Linked DNA regions of Mus musculus: region 2 is linked to region 1. A link is a loop called in an ENCODE intact Hi-C map of the cell type or tissue named here. Cell type or tissue: left cerebral cortex. All regions are shown on one strand. Each heading gives the region's core, and the rest is flanking DNA. Links, peaks and the distances in the headings are about the cores only.

Evidence for each region. Peaks named below come from ENCODE experiments on the same cell type or tissue, not always from the same donor. Only the 100,000 strongest peaks of a DNase experiment are listed, where the experiment ranks them.
Region 2: a loop joins it to region 1, with 2.6 times the contacts of the local background. A loop is called at or near these places in 2 of 42 quality-filtered maps.

The regions. Positions count from the first base shown.
Region 1 is chr13:84,740,023-84,742,950 of GRCm38, forward strand. All of the region lies in intron 2 of Gm34196 (a long non-coding RNA gene), which reads right to left. Among named protein-coding and RNA genes, the nearest start is that of Gm34246, 66 kb to the left of the region's middle. In left cerebral cortex, for the core only: no CTCF peak of the experiment used is centred there; a DNase peak (open chromatin) is centred at 1,391.
Region 2 is chr13:84,629,416-84,632,343 of GRCm38, forward strand. The region is part of intron 2 of Gm34196 (a long non-coding RNA gene); the gene reads right to left. Among named protein-coding and RNA genes, the nearest start is that of Gm34246, 45 kb to the right of the region's middle. In left cerebral cortex, for the core only: no CTCF peak of the experiment used is centred there; a DNase peak (open chromatin) is centred at 1,505.

The DNA of each region.
Region 1 (2,928 bases), core at 265-2,764:
ATGTAATTGAGGAAAATATGTAATAAAAATAAATAAGTAAATAAATAAATAAATAAATAAATAAATGAAAAAAGAAAGAAAAAAGAAATGGTAGAGGTAAAGGTAGAGGTAGAGGTAGAACGAGAGGGAGGGGGAGAGGTAGAGGTAGGACAAGGGGAAAGGGGAGGGGGAGGGGGAGAGGGAGAGGGAGATTTACTATAATTTTTAGCTTTTTTTCGTGTTCACATTTTTTTCTTTGTTTTAAGGTCACCTTCCTTTGCCTCTAAATTTGAATAAAAGTCAAAAAAGGGAGAAATGGCTCAGTAACTAAAAGCACAGAGGACCAGAGTTTAGATCCCAGTCCCTACAACCAGGCAGCTCCAGGAGGATCCAAGCATCTGTTTCCCTAATTTCACCTATACGCACATGTAAAATCCACACATGGACATGCACATATGCATGTAATTTTTAATAAAAAAATCAAGCTTGGGAAACTGACCTAGAAAGTATTTTGATGGCCCATTCAGGGCTGGTAGGATGGACAGATGGACAGAGTGATGTTTCTAAATTATATGGATTATCCCAGCACCCACCCCCCTCCTTGAAGGGATAAAATAGAACCACTATAGAATAGCTGCTCAGTGGTGAGGTTTAGTAGAGGCAGGGCATGGATAGATAAGGATAAACTTGAAAGCCTTCAATTTAGGGCAAGAAGAAGGAAATTATACAATCCCCACTGGGTTAGACTTCCATAGTAAGGACTATTATCTTTTATATTTTTTCTTGAGTTTGGTTTTACACTTAAATGTTTGCAAATTTTAATTTAATAAACTGTAATAAAAATTTGAAATGATAAACCTGTTACTTCCTGCAAGTTTAATAGATCCCCAGAATTTCTATTACATTACAAAGTCAAATAGCAGTTATTTGAACTTCATAGCCAATAAGTCATCATGAACCATTAATTTTTCTCAAATACAGAACAAATAATTGAAAGGCTAGACTAATGCACAATTTGAAGCACAAAGCAATTGGTATTTTAATATCTTTATTTAAGAAAGCTGTCTTACTTTAATTAAAATAATTTAACATCATTAACATTTTGTTCCTCAAAATAGTCAATGTAAGTGCTGTCTTTATTTAAAGATTAGGAAAATAAAACAGGTTATGTTTTATTCAGGATCTTGAACTAAACCAATAGGGGGAAATCCAGTTTTTTACTAAGAAAATTAAATGAAAATTGAGACGATCATACATATAATAAAAATCTCAAACGGCCAAGTTTTTCATTGATTGCATTTTGTTCAAATGAAGCCTCCTTTTTCTTAAGAGCAAATTCCTAAAGTAGGTATTTTTCTCTCTTTAAGAGTGGCATTATTTAATCACAGAACAAGCAAGATAGCTTGGGAGTGACTCACGCAACATTCCTTTTGGTACATCTATTTAAAGAAAGTCATCAAGGAGAAAAATCGCAGTATGGCAGCTGTGTTAATGACTGATGAAAATATAAAGTAGAGGAGTTCTTCTGTACACAATTAATCCTTAGGGAAACATATTAAGTAGCTTGATTTGATAACTATATTTTTCAGGATTTTTCTAAAATGAATTCTAATGTCCAATGATTAAATCTATACCCTAAAGCAGTTTTTAAAATGAATAAAATCATCTTAACTTCTATTTATTAGTAAATTGACTTTCCAAGAAATACAAGTTTTTGAACAGAGAAATACAGAAATTTGATGTAGAAATAGCGGAAGCATGAGTGCTAGTTGCCCTTAACAAGAGATAACAAGCCTAGCCTCCTTGTTTCTGATATGCATTACAAAACATAATAGTGCATCAATGTCCTGTGGAAACTATGTCTTAGCCTTAAATTACAGAGATCTGGTGACATTCACTTAGTCTTAACTTCCCATAAGCTATTTGAGAAACAGTATGCTCTCTCTCCTCTATCTCTTCCCTTCTTACTTTTCTGATTCCTCCTTTCTTTTTCCCTTCCTCTTCACCTTTTTTCTTTATGTCTTTCCCTTGAGAGGCTTGTGACTCTTGAGTAAATCTGAGCACATCATGGAGGTCAGGATTTAGTGAAATGCTGTGCTGGTGCCTACCAGCTGCTGTTGTCAGTATCAGAGATGGGAACTGACACCTTTGTGAATAAAATATAGAACATACACTCATAGATGAGATGAGGTTAAAGGCAACTTATATTAAGTCTTATGAGCTGAATCTTTTCCATGGGACCCACAGTGGAAAGAGAAAGCTCACCTCCACAAGCATACTGTGTGCATCACTGTGACACACACACACACACACACACACACACACACACACACACACACACACTCACTCACTCACTCACACACAGACACAATTTAAAATTTTTAAGTAAAAAATAGAATATTGTAAATCAACTAGGTTAATTGCTTTAAATGTAATCCACTGAAGTGAATTAGCTGAGAAACAAAGTAGGTAGATACTGACTTCCATTTTTTTCCTTCACTATGTGGAAAAATGTAATTATGAAAGTTAAGAAGCATAACTGCTGACTGTGGATCCAAGGCTAGTCTTCCTTTGCCACCTCAAAGGATACTCATGTGGAGCTTAATAACATCACATGGTCTAAATTTGTCTAGGATAGTGTCCTAGATGACAAGTTAGATGCCAGTCATAGGCATAGAGTCAAATGTAACTATGTGTGTAGTCGATAGAATATACTATTAATAACTTAATATCTGGTCATTTATATAAGAGTTTTTATTGCATAGAATTTCTTCGGTGCCCTTATATAAATACTGACACATAAGACTCTATTCCTGACATATACTATCTTGATAAAGTCTAGGTTAGATTGAGTAAAATGTTCATTTAAGAAAATATAATATATGGTGTGACTAAGAGCATTTGATGGCACCAAAAAATTATAGAAAAGGGTTTGGTTTCCAAACAAAA
Region 2 (2,928 bases), core at 206-2,705, 110 kb before region 1:
TTACAAAAATTACTCCTTGGTTTCACATTCTCAGTTAACAGTGAAACTAATCCTGTTGTCAAGGATTGCCCTCATTGCTGATTTTGAAGAATTTCTGGTTTTTTTTGTTGTTGTTGTTGTTTTGTTTTGTTTTTTTGTTTTTTTAGAGCTCAGTAATATATTTAAGAAAAATATATTTTATATGGCAACTATATGGATTAGAATGTGTTTTTCATAATTATTTATCCTCAGTGGAGTCTCATTGAGTATATTAATCCCTCATAAAGGCAGGTCCCATGCCCAGCAGTAGACAACCAAAGCAAAACAAACACAATGATTCTTTTGTAGACTGTTGGTCTCACATTGCTTTGTTTGGGCATTTTTAAAAATCTTACTACCCTTTTCCTTTTACATTATGGTTTCCAATTTTGTGTTTTTACGTGTTTTCTTCATATATGTTCTGTGTGCTTATTTCCTGAAAAAAAGAAAAGAAGAAGAGAAAAAGATGAAGGGAAAGAAGTGGGAGGAGGAAGAGGAGGAAGAGGAGGAGAAGATAAAGAAGAAGATGAAGGAGAAGTAGGAGAAGGAGAAGACAAAGGAGAAGGAGAAGACAAAGAAGAAGACGATGAAGGGAAAGAAGTAGGAGAAGGAGGAGAAGGGGAAGAAGAGGAGGAGGAAGAGGAAGAAGAAGAAGCTATATTATCTTTGCCTGTTTATTTTTTGAAGAAATAGAGAAAGAAATAGTATGTAGTTGAGTAGGTAGGCACACACACAGACACACACACACACACACACACACACACACACACACACACACAAACAGAGAGAGAGAGAGAGAGAGAGAGAGAGAAAGAACTGGGAAAATCTTGTAATAATGGGAGATGTGGGGATGGAATCTTCACAGGATTTTGAGGTGGGAATTAATTTGTATGCACTATATTTATTCATTATTAGTGAAATAACTTCTAATATTTTACAGTGCTAAAATCTCTATAATATCCTAGTAGATGGGGATATATGCATGCACATACACACTACTTGGCTGCCTTATGAATGTCAACAGCATGTAGCTAAAAAAAACTTTCAATTAGTAGAGAATCACATGGAGTGATCATTTATGTACAGTTTTTACTTAGAACTTTTTGTAATAAGTAGAGATAATTTGCATCTCTCTTTTCATCAAATATTTTTATTTGGTATGAACTTTTCTTCTCCCTGGTTACCCAAACTATTTTATCTCATTTTTTTCTGTTATTATTATTTATAAAATTGTACTTTAAATCTTCATCTCTTCCTTGTTAATATTTTATTTGTTACTGTCTTTGAACTAGAGCTTTGAGCTGTTGTGATTTAAAAAGTCAGCAAGAGTACATATAGGACCATTTAGACTCAATGGGATTGCTTAGGAGTTTCAGTGGGTTTAGCTACTCAGTGATCATATCAGCTCTGTAAGGAGTAGCTATATGCACTGTACATGCTCACTTCCTCTTCACTGTTCACACTCCTGTCTAGGCCTCCCACGGTAGCTACTGCTGTAAACATAGGCTGGAGTGAATCCACTTAGAAGGTACATTGCCATATTGCTTCCCTTTTCAGCTGCAAAAGATGATGTGGTCTGTTAGTGAGGGTCAGTAATGCAGAGCATTTGTTATTGGTCACTGCGAGTACAGAGACAGGGTGTGGTAGGTTTATCTCCCAAATGGTGGTTCTATAGATCATTGTCTCTTACTTTGAATTTAGATAAAAACTCTTGTTTTGTCCTCTCAAGTTTCTAAGAAAATCATTGCAGTGGCTGATTTATCTTCCTTTCAGTGCTATAAACCTTCTTTAAGATTTTAAATTAATTTTGGTCATGACTCTAGCCTTTAATGCCTGGTCCACCTCTCAGACCTAAATGGGATGTTTTTGTGGAATCTCTCCCCTCAAGGCTCAGTTATCTGTATGGAAGTGGTATAAGGTAAAAAGATTGTAAGAGCCAGATGTGCTGATGATTTCAAGAAAACAGAGACATTCAGACACAAAAGGGCTGATACGTGTATCAGTTAGCAGAGACTAACAGTATGTACTAAACCTATACAAGTTCAAACCTAACAAAATCCCAGGTCTGAGAAGAGGAAGTATACACAAAATCTCACACCCACCCAGGAAGCAGTTTGTAATTGATATCTGTTGTGAAAAGGGAAATGAGTTTTCTTCAATAGAATGTCACTGGTTATAACAACCATAGTCTAGGTCAGGCCCTAAGACCAAGAGTAGTTGGCCAACACAAAACACACTCCACAGGGTTTTTTTGTGGGATTTTTTTGTTGTTTGTTTTCTTTGTTTTGGGGAGGAGGTGTTTTGATATCTCTCTCTCTCTCTCTCTCTCTCTCTCTCTCTCTCTCTCTCTCATGGTTAGGCTTAATGAGAGAAAGAGAGAGAGAGGAGGGAGAGAGAAAGAGAGAGAGGAATAGAGAGATCTGCGAATAGTTGAGGGAGAGGAAGGATTACAATCAAAATATATAAGAAAAGTTTTTATTAAAAATAAATTTAAAAAACAATAGCAAAGTATGGCGGATATGAGTTGAGCTGTCACCACTCACAGATGGTCTTCAGGATCAGGTGGGCATTGAAATGAAGTGCATTATGCCTTACAATCTATGCCTTCTTTCCCTCTACAAGTATAGTCATTGTTCTTACTCAACAAATAATCCAATTTACTGTCATAACCAATGTCCTAGTGAATGTATTTGAGACATTGTGGGTATGGAAAAATAGTACTAAAATAAACGAAGTTATTTCATGCTTAGAAGCTCTGAAATATAAGTATACAATAATACAAATACACAAGGGTACATCATCTATATAAATTGACATATTGTGTGGTTAAAAAAAACCTCCATGAAATGGAATTGATTTTAAAACAAAGATGGAGAATATGCTTTTATTTTTCTGTATACTTTTATCTTT